Linked DNA regions of Homo sapiens: regions 1 and 2 are each linked to region 3. Evidence: chromatin contacts called from ENCODE Hi-C data. All regions are on one chromosome and are shown on one strand. Each heading gives the region's core, a stretch centred on a gene start or an enhancer-like site at or near the end of the contact. The rest is flanking DNA. Distances are from core to core; before and after follow the strand shown. Region 1 holds the start of SLC9A8 (solute carrier family 9 member A8). Region 2 overlaps B4GALT5 (beta-1,4-galactosyltransferase 5). Region 3 overlaps BCAS4 (breast carcinoma amplified sequence 4).

The links. Hi-C counts contacts between places; a loop is a spot of excess contacts on that map. Pooled maps may share reads with other maps.
Region 1: a loop to region 3 is called in a map with no recorded cell type, with 4 times the contacts of the local background. The contact joins the promoter of SLC9A8 here to the enhancer-like site in region 3. A Hi-C loop is called at or near these places in 3 of 37 single-sample maps with no recorded cell type and 2 of 50 pooled maps.
Region 2: a loop to region 3 is called in a map with no recorded cell type, with 13 times the contacts of the local background. The contact joins two enhancer-like sites. A Hi-C loop is called at or near these places in 3 of 37 single-sample maps with no recorded cell type and 3 of 50 pooled maps.

What each region holds. Positions count from the first base shown.
Region 1 is chr20:49,810,247-49,815,041 of GRCh38, forward strand. SLC9A8 (solute carrier family 9 member A8) reads left to right here and starts at 2,582. Exons shown (of 16, transcript NM_015266.3): 1 at 2,582-2,702; 2 at 4,762-4,795. The coding sequence starts at 2,677. RefSeq lists an enhancer at 2,261-2,400 and a silencer at 2,551-2,830.
Region 2 is chr20:49,666,387-49,670,633 of GRCh38, forward strand. The region is part of intron 1 of B4GALT5 (beta-1,4-galactosyltransferase 5); the gene reads right to left. Among named protein-coding and RNA genes, the nearest start is that of B4GALT5, 45 kb to the right of the region's middle. Within about 2 kb of position 2,350, at least 10 of the 41 ENCODE cell types and tissues checked have a DNase peak (open chromatin) inside an H3K27ac peak, as active enhancers do.
Region 3 is chr20:50,815,096-50,819,929 of GRCh38, forward strand. BCAS4 (breast carcinoma amplified sequence 4) reads left to right here. Exons shown (of 5, transcript NM_198799.4): 2 at 3,116-3,187. Among named protein-coding and RNA genes, the nearest start is that of BCAS4, 22 kb to the left of the region's middle. RefSeq lists enhancers at 60-229, 3,631-3,680, 3,691-3,740, 4,228-4,277. Within about 2 kb of position 3,401, at least 22 of the 41 ENCODE cell types and tissues checked have a DNase peak (open chromatin) inside an H3K27ac peak, as active enhancers do.

The DNA.
Region 1 (4,795 bases), core at 1,332-3,831, 1.0 Mb before region 3:
CTCTCTAATCTTGTAACAGTCTTCTAAAGAGAAGCGTTATTAAAGAAAAAAAGAAAAAAAAATTGAGGGGGCCCTGAGGCTCTGAGGGTGCTGTAGCCTCTCAGGGTCACGGAGACTGTAGGTCCTGAGGAGGGGTTGGGAACCAGCACTGTCTGGCACCAGAATTTGTGGTGCCTTATGCTGCCTCCTTCTCGGCCTGACACAGCATTGGAGCCCAGAAACTGCATGTTGAATGGCTTTATTCACCTTCCTCGGGGAAGGACCAGGGATTTTAGATTCATTCTCAGGAATAGGTGAGAAGAGCCAAAGACTCACCCATGGGCATGAGAGAATGTTCTCTGCAGCCTCATGGTTAGTGGTAGGCCCAGAGGAGGCCAAGGGCAGTAGGCAAGACAACGGATAGAGAAGAGTAGTGAATTCCAGCTATGTGGAGTTTCCAGCTTGGCGAATTCCAGCCATGTGGGGTTTATTGGTGCTGGTAGAAAATGGTAGCCTCAAGCCCTCAGTTGACAAGTGTGGCCAGAGAGAACCCCACTCTCAATCCTTTGTAGACCAGGTCATTCCCGCCAGGCTCTGTGCTAACGGAGGAGAGTAGGTTATTAGTCCCATTTAAGAGCCAGAGAAATTAAGGCAGTGGAGAGTAGCAGGGCTACTGGTTTAAAAACACTGGCTCTGTGCCTGAATCCCAGCCTTGTCATTTGCTAGCTGTGGGACCGCAGGCAAGTGCCTTGATTTCTCTATGTCTGTGGATAATGATGGTATCTACCTCAAAGCTATGTAAAGAATTAAGGAAACAATAGCCCAACACCACACCTGCAGGAAGGAAGCAAGTTTATTATTACTCAATAAACATTGGTGGATCCTGATGACATTCTCTCAGTCAGCTTTAGCAGTCTTAAGAGACTGCAGAGGATGGAGAACCCAAGGTTAGAGCCAGATTTCTTCTCTACCCAGTTCCTCGGGGCCAAAACCCTGACACCATGCTTAACTCCTCTTTTATACGCCATAGTCCGTCAGCAAACCTTGTCTTCAGTATGCGTCCAGGAGTCCAACCATTCCTGCCACCTCCACCGTATTACTTTCATCCAGACTGCCATCAGCTGTCACCTAGATTATTGCAAAAGCCTCCTTGCTGGCTTTGGGGCTTCCATCCTCTCTCTCTCGCCAATCCCCAGTCAACTCCCAACAGGCAGCAAAGCTTAGGTTACTTCTCAGTTCAAAACCCTTCTAGGTGTGCTAGAATTAACTGATTTATTTACTCAATGATTATTTATTATTGAGTGTCTACTATGTGCCAGGTACTGTTGTAGGCATTGCAGATAAAATGGAGAACAAAACAGACAAAAATTTCTGCATTCATGAAGCTTCCGTTCTCATGGAGGGAGATGGTTAACAAACAAGTGTATGAGTAAAACATATGGTAGGTTAGGTGTCATGTGGAAAAATAGTTTAGGGAAGGCGGGGGGCCTTGGATTTTAAGTAGGGTGGTCAAGGAGGTCTAACACACAAGATAAGGGTTAAATAAAAGGCCAAACGTAGGAGAGGTGGGAGCCAAAGAGCTACCCAGAAGAAGAGCATTCTAGATAAAGGCTCAGTAAGTGCAACGGTGGAAGTATTCCTGGTGAGTCTGGGACAATAGTGGAAAGTCAAAGTGTGTGGGAGGGGAGATATAGAGCCCCATGCCCCCCTCCCACACACTTCAGAGGGGAAAAGGGGGCAGGATTGAGTCCTGTACATTCCCCACGTTTTTTTTTTCTCTGGAGATTGGAAGCCATTGGAGGGTCTAAGCAGAGGAGTGATGAGTTAAGCTGCTGTGTGGAAGTCCGTAAGGAACAGGGGTGAGTCAGAGACCCTGAATGGAGCCGTTGCAATTATCCAGATGAGATAGAGTGCCTTGGATCAGGAAGGGAGGTAGCAACAGAAGCGGCCAATAAAGTTCAAAGTCCTCAGCCCCAGTCCTCCCGATGGGGGTCTCACCTACCCCTCTCACCTCACCTTGTTCCTCCCTGCATCCCCACCCCACCGGTCACTGCTAGGCACATAGAAGCATCTACTAAGCATGTGGTGAATCAATGAACCCCTTAATGAATGGTCCACCCCTAGATCATCAGCATCCTTTTTAACGCTAGGCATATAGTCTGAACTCAACACATGTTTACAGATGGAATGCTGCACAGTCCTGCCAAGTCCAGGCGGTTATTCCTCTCCACAGCCGAAGGAAACTAAGGCTCGGGTGGGGAAGTGTCCCCCTGGGGTCTCTCCGCTTAGGCTGCAGGCTGGGCATCCTTTTTCAAACTCTTTTAGCACAGCGAAGTCGAGGGCACTGGGTGGAGGGTGCTTGCTTGCCCTCAGGGTGAGTCACAGTGACCTCAGAGGAGTTTCCCCAAAACGTCCCCGCCCTGTGATGGGGAAAAGCCGGAATCTCTCGGTCCCAGGTGGTCATGTGGCCCAGGCCGGACAAGCGTCCCGAAAGCCCCGGGAGAGACTAAGAAGCAATCCTCCCACGCGCTTTCTCCCACCCTCGGGCCACTGAGACGGAGGGACAGAGGGCCGCCCTCGCGCGGCCGAGGCCCCGCCTCCCGCTCGCCCGCCCGCGCCTCCAGCGGAAGCCGGAAGCAAAAGCGGGTCCTGCTAGCCCCGCGGCTCCGAACTCGGTGGTCCTGGAAGCTCCGCAGGATGGGGGAGAAGATGGCGGAAGAGGAGTGAGTGGGCTTTTTCCCGGGCGGCGGAGGCGGCGGGGCTGGGCCCCGGCGGGTGACAGCGAGCGCCTCAGGCCGCCCTCCGGCCCCGGAAGGCGGAGCTTCTTTTGCTGGTTGGCCAGGACTGACCAAGCCGGTGCCTACGAGGAGGGCGGGATGGGCGGGCCTGGGCCCAGGTGGGCCTTGCTTTCCCCTGGAGATCGGTCCCTCGAGCTGGGAATCTACTGCCCAGCGCAGGCCCGGAGAGCTGTCTTGCGGAAAATACAAACCATATTTACTTTCCCAGTTTTCGGTAATCTCATGGTTACTGAGCCCTCTTCCGCCTCCTCCAGGAAGTCGTCCGGGTTCTCCACACCCACCTCCTACGTAGCCAGTCGCCTCCTGTATAACGATCAGTTTTCATGTCTTTCTCCTTCACTAAGTTTCATTTAGTCATTAACTGTTAGCCATCTACTCAATTCCAGGCCCTGGGCAGGTGGTAGGAAAGGAGGCCGACCAGGAGCCGCTCTCTGGGAGCTTCCATTCTAGTGGGAAAAGAAGACCATAATTAGTCAAGGTGGTTTCAGATCGTGATTAATTAACGTTATTTGTGCCTAGTGTTCCATTATTGGAACGCTAAGCATGTGGGAGTTATTTATATCCTACTGCTCAAGGTCATCGCCAAGGTCTGATTTTTCTCACGTCTGCAGTTCTAAAAATTGCAACCTCTGGCATGAATGGGTTAAGTGTTCTGAAGGAAGCAAAATAGAGTTAAGGTTGGGGAGTCCACTCAGGAAAAAGTGACATTCAGCAGAAACTTGAATGACCAGAATGAGGGATAGGAGAAATAACATCAGGTTCAAAAGGCCTGGCTCAAGAAAGAGTTTAGTGCTTTTGAGTGACAGGCAGCATGGCTGGTGTGTAGAGAGGAAGGGGGTTAGCTGGACAAGGGGAGATGGGGAAGGACGGGCTGTGTCCTCCAGGTACTTTTGGGCAAGTCCAAAAGTCATCTCCATACCTGCAGGGCAGAGTCTGTTGCAGATTGTAGATGCCCTATCACTGTTTGTGGAATGAGTATGTGAAGATGAATAAGGAACCCCTTCATTGATACTGGAGTCCTTCACCTGATAACTTTTCAAATATATTTCTTGGCCATGTGGGGGTCATTTCATGTAATCAGTTATTTATTGAGCAGCTGCTCCATCCCAGACACTAAACAGCCTCAGCAGCACAAAATAAAAGAGGCAATATAGCCCAGCGATTTCAAGTTTGGGTTTTCAGCTTGATTCTGCCACTAACTGAGATGTTGGTGAAGTTTTGCAACCTCCCTGAGCCTTAGTTATGCATGAGTAAAAAACGGAAAGTAATCATACCCAATCAGACATGTTATACCTATTAAATGAGAGGTAGTGTGTTACCTAGTTCCTGGAATAAAGCAGTGCTCAGAAAATAATAACTTTTGTAGTCACAGTAACAGTTATTATAGCAATATTGTACTAGTTCACAATCCCAGCACAGTGTGAAAGAGCTGTGGGAACATACGCAGTGGAGTGGGTAAATTCGGGTGTGGTAAGATGGGGTAATAGGAGGTGACATTTGAGCCGTTTGAAATCTGAGAGGGATTTTGTAAAGTAGGGTAGGGCATGCCCAGATCAACAACTGGGCAAATTGAGGTGGCTTCTTCAACTTGCAGAAATAATGCCAGGAAAATAATGTAAATTGGAGAAACAAAGGTGCTAAGTAAACAGTGTTGGACCTTGGAAAGTGATGAGACTCCAGTTTGCCTCCCTTTAAATCCCCCAGTATTTGCCAAAGAGCAGGCAGCATTTCATTTCTATACTAGCTCTGATTCCCTACCGTTCTTGTCCTCTAAGTGGCTGTATTCAAAAGCACCAGAGGCCACTGGTACCCTTGTGCTGTGCAGGCAGGGATTTTCTTAGTAAGTTTCTCTCGAAGGCCTGCCTGTTAAAGACTTCTGAATCCCATAAAGTTCTTGGACAGCTTCTCTTTCTGGTGTGAGGTGTGTGAATTGATGTTTTGGGACCCTTTTCCATTATCTAATTATGCTTTCTATGTCCTCCAGGAGGTTCCCCAATACAACTCATGAGGGTTTCAAT
Region 2 (4,247 bases), core at 1,100-3,599, 1.1 Mb before region 3:
GGGTCTGTTAGACTGGGTTTTCTTTCTCTGAATTTACTCACATCATCATCCCACTATAAAATGTGGGATTTATAACAGAGTCAAATAAATTCCAGAAAAACACTGGAGCCAATCTATGGATCACAGGTTCTACCTCTTTAGCATGTCCATGCTTTTGGCATAAAGAACAGGGAAAAGGGAAGAGAATCTAAAGAGAAGAGAAGCAGAAAATGAATAAATAGAACAGGAGGCTCCCTCTCACGCTCATGCTTGCTAGTGCTCTCTCCTTCCCCCATATACAAAATACACAGATAAGACACAATAAAAATTAAGGAAAAACAAAATGTGCCAAAGGAATGTTGAAGTTTGATTTCTGCCATGCTAGAGTATCTGCAAAACCTGCATTATCTTTTTAGACCAATATTTTGTGGAAAAAGCACAACCTGAAAAATAATTCAACCTTACCCCCAAACAAGCAGATGATCAGTGTTCACTGCTCTGCACAACAGGTAAAGAAAGAATCTGCTTATTCTGCTTATAAAGAGATGGATTCCTATACAACTAATAATGCATTTATTGAGTCCTTATGTGCCAGCACCTTTCCAAATGCCTGTGTTTTATCTCATTTCATCCTCACAATAACTGAGAGGCAGGTTGTTACCATCAATTTAGAGATGAAAAAAACTCAGGTCTGAATACGCAATCTGACCATGTGGAGCCAAGATTTCACAGCAGGCTTTGTCTCCAGAGTCCAGATTTTTAACAAACATGCTCTACTGCCTCTCAGATGCTCAATCCCCTGAATCCACAGCTACTATGCTGCCCACACTTTGTTTGATTCCTTTTACTTGGATCTTTTTGAAGTGTTTTTTTTTTTTTGGCTTGTGTTGTTGTTGTTTTTTTTGAGACGGACTCTCGCTGTCACCCAGGCTGGAGTGCAGTGGCGCGATCTCAGCTCACTGCAGGCTGCGCCCCCCAGGGGTTCACGCCATTCTCCTGCCTCAGCCTCCCGAGTAGCTGGGACTACAGGTGCCTGCCACCTCGCCCGGCTAATTTTTTTTGTATTTTTAGTAGAGACGGGGTTTCACTGTGTCAGCCAGGATGGTCTCGATCTCCTGACCTTGTGATCCACCCGCCTTGGCCTCCCAAAGTGCTGGGATTACAGGTGTGAGCCACCGCGCCCGGCCTGTTGTTGTTTTTGACAGGATCTTGCTCTGTCACTCAGGCTGGAGTGCAGTGGCACGATCATGGCTCACTGCAGTCTTAACCTCCCTGGCTCAAGCAGTCCTCACACTTTGGCCTCCCAAAGTGCTGGGATTATAGGTGTGAGCCACCCCGCATGGCCAATATTACCTGGATCTTTACTGTCAACATGTCATATATTTCAGGCTTCCAATATTCCACTTCAGGAGTGGGTGCCAATACTCACGCTATAATGCATCCCCCAAATTTTATAAGTTTGAAGCTCTAATGTGAATCATGAATTTTTCCATTTTAAATCTGCTTAAAATGCTGGATACTCATACTATGCATTACATACATTAACATACATTTAAGAGAGAAAATACAGCTTTTTTAAGATACAAGGAATTTTTGGCAGCAAAATTTACACCCATTGTCTTATCTATTTAAATATTTTGGAGCAACCGTGTGACAATTTTCATACAAAAAGTGTTTAAAGAGAACTGGGAGGAGGGGGGACACATACACACATTAACAAAGTAAATAATACAAAAAAATATTTTGGGGGAAAAATTGATTTGAGGAAACTTTTGCTTTCCTAATCCTTCTCATTTGAGGCAGAAAAATCACAAAGTCATTCGTAGGTTTCATTTTTCACCCTAATTACTATTCCTAGCTATTAAAAAAATCCAAGTGGTAAAAATTAACAGCTATGAAGTACCCTATAAACATTTCCACTGACCTATTAGTCTACCATCTGTTAAATTATTAAACTGTACATAAGATTAGACATGAAAATGCTGTCTAAACAGATACTAGATGGCTGGGTAGCCTATGGTAAGTACTTTACTGATCTAAGCTTCAGCTTTGCTTCCCCCAAAATTCTTAATAGCATGACCAGTTATCAACCCTCAGAAGTACCAATATCCACATGCACAGCCACATAACCTCAGTATAAGCTTGGGTGGGAGAAAACTGTAAATTACCTTGCTGGTTCCATTGAAACTGAACACGTACACTTATCAAAACAACCCTGCGGAGAATGGGTGGGGGTGGGGGGGGCGTCAGGGTATGACGGATGTTGCTGATGGGAATGTGCTAGAGGCACAAGACCAGCACTGCCACACTCCTCTGTGGAACTGAAACCAGAACAAAGGCTCTGCTCCCCTCACCTCCGCACCCCCTCGTCCTAATCTCTGTCCGTCACCGCCCCCACTCCACCGACCAATCCCTGTCCCTGAATTGCCTTGTGGTTCCAGCCTCCCACCCCCACTGACACCTCCTCTGTATGAACGTGCTTTTGTGACACCCGCTCATACTAAGCTTTTTTTTTAGACAGTGTCTCGTCCTGTCACCCAGGCTGGATTGCAGTGGCACAAACACAGCTCACTGCAACCTCAACTTCCTTGGCTCAAGCAATCCTCCTGCCTCAGCCTCCTGTGTAGCTGGGACCACAGGCGTACACCACCACATCTGGTGAATTTTTTTATTTTTGTAGAGGTAGAATCTCACTTTGTTGCCCAGGCTGGTCTCAAACTCCTGGGCTCAAGCAATCCTCCTGCCTCAGCCTCCCAAACTGCTGGGATTACATGTGAGAGCCATCATGCCCAGCCAATACTAAGCTTTAATGTCCCTTTCCTAGCTTTTCCTGGTATCATCCCACCCCCAAGATTAGAACTGCCTACACCTATCTTTGGGCTCTTTCTCAACTGATACACCAACTTCTATCCATGACCTCTACAAATTTGAGCATGTCTCTCTCTTCCAATAGACTGTAAGCTCCTTAAGAGTACAGACAGTCTTATTCTTTTCTTCATCAACTTCTGATAAATAGTAGGCATTTAGCTATTTATTAAAGAATTACATAGGCTGGGCGTGGTTGCTCACACCTGTAATCCCAGCACTTTGGGAGGCTGAGGCAGGTGGATCACCTGAGGTCAGGAGTTCGCAACCAACCTGACCAACATGGAGAAACACCGTCTCTACTAAAAATACAAAATCAGCCGAGCATGGTGGTGCATGCCTGTAATCCCAGTTACTCGGGAGGCTGAGAAAGGAGAATCACTTGAACCTGGGAGGCGGATGTTGCAGTGAGCTAAGATCGCGCCATTGCACTCCAGCCTGGGCAACAAGAGCGAAACTCCACCTCAAAAAAAAAAAAAAAAAGAATTATAGCTTGGCACACAGATGCTGTGATAGCCGGAGGAGTTGCCTTGCTTTTTTAAGGTAGAAGTATACTGGTTTTTCTGCAACCACAAAAAAAAAGGCTATAAGCCAGAAAAGGTCATAGTGAAACTGATACTTCACCAACTGTGCTGGTGTTCGTGCAGACTGGTATAAACCCTTTGGGAAAACTATTTGCAAATTCAACAATAGCCATAAAAATGCTCATACCTTCTGAGCTAGCAAAGTATCCTAAATATGAGGCTATTCTATGCACAAAGTTTTTACTTACATTATTTCTAAAAGCAAAATCTTGGGAAACAACTCAAAATCAACAACCAGCAGCTCTCAGTGCTGCTCTGCCTGTGGAGTAGCCAGTTTCTTTTCTTCTCTAATAAACTTGCTTTCACTTACTAAAACAACAGCACATAAACTGTGACACAAAACTTGACGGAATCTTACACATCTTTAAAAGTGAAAACTATGCAACCTTATCACCATACACCTTATGTATAATATTTAGCATAGACTATCACATTTTTAACAACATGAAAAAAGTTCTGCTATATCTTGACAACTATTGCTAAGGAATAAGAACATGTATCAGGCTAAAACAGACTTGAGGCAAATTTACCAACCTGCTTTGCTGTTAGGGAGTAACAGTGATGTGAGATGACCTTTTTTCCTTCTGTTTTACCAATGTTCTTTACAACAGTAATGATTTATTTTTTTGAGACAGGGTCTTACTATGTTGCCCAGGCTGGTCTCAAATTCCTGAGCTCAAGAGATCTTCATGCCTTAGCTCCCAAGCAGCTGGGACTACAGGCATGCATCATGGTGTCTGACTGAGTGAGGGTTTAAAAGAATGCAATTCTATAGCAAAAAGTTGAATTTCTTCAACACTGAACTGCTATCTGCCTACA
Region 3 (4,834 bases), core at 2,151-4,650:
GGTTCCTGTCACAGGGGATCCAGTGGCAGTGAAATGCAGAGGTTAAGCCATTGGGTTCCAGCTGCATGGCTGGCAGAGGGTAAGGTGAACCCAGAAGTGCCGTGACCACGCCGTGCCCTTCCTGAGCAGGCCAGGATGGGTTGCAATGCACTTCCTACAAGCACAGTGCTGCAGAAACATCTTGGGAAGGAGGCATCCCACCCCGCTGGGGCATGGGCTTCCGTGGCCTCCCATGCAGGTTGTGTGTTCTTAAGCATGTCTGGACCCGTGTCTGCGTTGTGTGCACCTGCACTCCCAGGATCTCTCCATCACCCGCTGTGCCCCACTCCTCTCTTTCTCTTTCTCTTTCTTTCCCCTGGACCAGAAAGAACAACCAATCTTCTCCTCTAACCACAGTGACCTCTTGGCTCCATCCTTTCTCCCTTAGTGCGATAATGACATTTTCTCATTGTAATTTAATTTTGGGGTTGGGTGGGGGAATGATCTTTCTTTTTCCCCGTCTTCTCTCCCCTCTCCCCGACTGAGGCACAGAAATAGTCCCAGCTGTGAGATGAAGGTTGCAGAGTTTAAAATTGCAACTTGGTACTATTTATACTCCAGCCTGAAAGATGTTTTTTTGTGCAGTCGTTTATTTTGTTGTGGTGGAGATGGCTCATGCTGGAAGCAGCAGGAACTGGTGCTGTATAAACAGTTCTCTGGGGACAAGTGGGTGGTGAGGGAGCCTTCAGGTGCAGGGGGCAGGGACTAGGCCTGCCCAGAAACTCTGAGCACGCCTCCCTGGAGCAGGACGGTGTGGCCTGGTAGGGAAAGCAGATCATGTGCTTGGCGAACTTTCTTCCTGAATGCTGGCCATTACAAAAATAACAACAGAAACTGGTATTTTAGAAGTCATAAAAGTAGTAGATAACTTGAGGGGGAAAAAAAACCTAATTTTTCTTTTTTGTTTTTGAAGACAGATCTTGCTCTGTCTCCCAGGCTGGAGTACAGTGGCACAATCTTGGCTCACCGCAACCTCCTCCTTCTGGGTTCAAGCAGTCCTCCTGCCTCAGCCTCCTGAGTAGCTGGGACTACAGACGCGTGCCACCACGTCTGGTTAAATTTTGTATTTTTAGTAGAGACGGGGTTTCGCCATGTTGGTCAGGCTGGTCTCGAACTCCTGACCTCAGGTGATCTGCCCACCTTGGCCTCCCAAAGTGTTGGGATTACAGGCGTGAGCCACTACGCCTGGCCAAACCGCTAATTATTTCCCTAATTTTTACACAAGTGCATGAAGCAGTTGTACACTGGCAGGCCCTCTGCACGTTCGTTATTGGCTTAATTTGTGAAGCATTAAAGGGTTTTTTAAATGTGTTCCAATGTTTAAACATTGGGGCATTTCCTATCAAATTAGGATTTCTGGCTTCTCTTGGAAAATGGAAAGATCTGGCAGCTCCGGGCCTGCATTTCCTGATGGCAGCTAGTGGCCAGCAGCTGGAGGACTGGATGAGCACCTCTCAGATCACAAGCCTGATGGCCTGTTTCACTCATTTATGTTAATGTCCAGCCTGATGACTGGGTTTTATTTCTTCTTCTTTTTTTAAAGACAAGTTCTCACTCTGTCGCCCAGCCTGGAGTGCAGTGGTGCGATCACTGCTTACTGCAGCCTCAGCCTCCTGGGTAGCTGGGACTACAGACATGCACCACCATGCCTGGCTAATTTTTTTTTTTTTTTTTTTTTTTTTTTTTTTGAGACGGAATCTCGCTCTGTCGCCCAGGCTGGAGTGCAGTGGTGTGACCTTGGCTCACTGCAGCCTCCGCCTCCCGGGTTCAAGCGATTCTCTTGCCTCAGCCTACTGAGTAGCTGGGACTACAGGTGTGTGCCACCACACCCGGCTAATTTTTGTATTTTTAGTAGAGATGGGGTCACCACATTGTCCAGAATGGTGTCGATCTCCTGACCTCGTGATCTGCCCGCCTCAGCCTCCCAAAGTGCTGGGATTACAGGCGTGAGCCAGTGCACCTGGGCTAATTTTTTTTTTTTTTTAAAGGGATGGAGTCTCACCATGTTGCCCAGACTGGTCTCGAATTCCTGGACTTAAGTGATCTTCCTGCCTCGGCCTCCCAAAATGTTGGGATTACAGGCATAAGCCACTGCTCCCGGCCATGGACCCTTTACATAACATAAAAAATTCAAGTTTCCCTTGTCAGAGTCCCTTTCCCAACTCCTCCTGCCCAGGGCTAAGTAAGCCCTGTTAATAGGGTTTCCAAAGAAACTATGGGATGCCCGGTTGAATTTGAATTTCAGATAAACAACAAATTTTTTAAGTATAAGCACATCTCTTAACTATTAGCAGTCTGGCACATATCATTCCAGGCCTTTCTCTGTGAAGACATGTACTTTTTTTTGAGACGGAGTCTCGCTCTGTTGCCCAGGCTAGAGTGCAGTGGTGCAATCTTGGCTCACTGCAGCCTCCGCCTCCTAGGTTCAAGCGATTCTCCTGCCTCAGCCTCGGAGTAGCTGTGACTACAGGCACACGCCACCATGCCCGGCTAATTTTTGTATTTTGAGTAGAGACGGGGTTCTGCCATGTTGGTCAGGCTGGTCTCAAACTCCTGACCTCAGGTGATCCGCCCGCCTCACACATTTTTTTTGGTATGGTTTGTATCTGACACCGTCTGCAGCTTGCTTTTCCTCTCCGGGGTATCACCGGGGCCACTGTGTTTATTAGAGCAGGCTGTGAGGTTGTGGACTCCATCTGGATTAGGATCCTTGCCCCGCTGTTTGTTAACTGTGTGATCTTGAGCAGGTTACCCCACCTCTCTGAGCCTCCGTGTCCTCATCTGTACAACGTGGAGGATACGGGTAGCTTTGTTATTTCCTGTATTTGTTGATCTTGTCTCTTTTGAAAGCTGCATAGAATGGAGAGGCCGTGGTGGCTTTAACCAGTCCTCCGTGATGGGCGCCAGGACTGCTGCCTGTTTATTGCTCTTTCAAAGGAGGCAGTGGAAGGGGGTCGAGCAGGAACCGGGCACATAATCCTAAGACTTAGTTTGCTTTAAAAAAAAAAAAAAAATGAAGGGTGTTTGTCTCCCTGGAAACCACTTGCTAATCTCCAGGATATCGTCTCTTTTTCAGGCGAAGGAGGTGGAGGAGACCATCGAGGGCATGCTCCTCAGGCTGGAAGAGTTTTGCAGCCTGGCTGACCTGGTGAGTGGCTGCCTGGAAGGCGTGGGTTTAGGCCCAGGCCAGACTTCAGGCCCTTGCTGGAGTTTTCTGCGGAAGCCATTTTGGTGGTGAGTTAGCAACCAGGAGGAATGGGGCAGCGGCCAGCGCTGAGAGGAAAGCCACGTGCAAACACTCCCTCCTCTCTCTCTCTCTCGCTCTCTCTCTCTCACTCAACCCCAAGTGCTTCCTGAGGCGGCCATCTTGATCTCGTCCTTCCCTCGAGATGGTTTTTATTCCGCAGAGGAGCCAGGAGTGGACCACAAGGTGGCACTCTCGGGCACCGATGCAGGGAGCCGTTCAGCGGGGACGCTAGACTATATTTAACTTTCCTCAGCTCTGCACCGTCCCCTGTGCAAACATGGAGACAGCCAGGAAATGGCTTCAGGCCTGCGAGGCCTAGGAGGAGCCTCTTGCCCAGGCCACAGCCCGTGGTGGAGTTGGGCATCGAGTTCCTTCCTGAATCCTTCTGTTCTCTCTGCTTTTACCTCCTACTCTGTCTGGTTGGCCCAAATCTACTAGCCTGGCTGAGGAGGAAGATGGAAGACAATGGCCCAGAAGACAAAGCCTCCCACGCCAGAGTCTCTAGAAATCGCCTCTAGAGGCTGGGTGCAGTGGCTCACACCTGTAATCCCAGCACTTTGGGAGGCCAAAGCGGGCAGATCACTTGAGGTCAGGAGTTCAAGACCAGCCTGACCAACATGGTGAAACCCTGCCTCTACCAAAAATACAAAAATTAGCCGGGTGTGGTGGCAGGCGCCTGTAATCTTAGCTACTCAGGAGGCTGAGGCAGGAGAATTGCTTGAACCCGGAAGGTGGAGGTTGCAGTGAGCTGAGATTGCGCCACTGCACTCCAGCCTGGGTGATAGATCAAGATTGTGTCTCAAAAAAAAAAGAAAAGAAAAAGAAATTGCTTCTAGATCCCAGTGTTCCTAGGATTGCTGCCAGCCAGGTGTGGAGCCCCCAGGAGTGCTGATAGAATTTTCTAGAAGCTCCCAAGCTTATTAGAGGCAAACCAGTAACCTGGGCTTGAGGTGTCTGCCTGGAGGCCCAAAGGGTAGAGCTCCATATTGTGACCAGGCCCTGTGTCTCCCCAGAGTGGAGGAAGCCTGGCCACCTGGGCCCAGTGGTGTGCGTTTATGTCCCTGAGAAGCACCGTGTCCGGACCCTGAGAGTGTTTGTGAGAACCCAAGGGAGTAACAGTAACAGCAGCCCCAGATGTTCATTGAACGCCTTTCTTTGTGCCCGGCACAAAGCCACCCTAGACAGCAGGCACTGAGTCATCCCTACCTATTCAGCGGACCTCGGCCCAGCCTCTAGGGTCACAGCAGAAATCCCAAGAGGACCTATATGGTTTCTTCTCTTGAGTCAATTTTTACGTTCAGATGTGGGTCCAGGTGGGAGCTAGGTAACAAGACAGGCTTTTAACAGCCTGGATTGTCCTTTCTTTACCACCACGCATTGGACTCTTTCTTTCTCTTTCTGTCTTTGTCTTTCTGTCTTTCCGTCTTTCTGTCTTTCCGTCTTTCCCTCCGTCCCTCCCTTCCTTCCTTCCTTTCTTCCTTCCTTTCGAGATAGAGTCTCGCTCTGTCCCCCAGGCTGGAGTGCCGTGATGCAATCTCGGCTCACTGC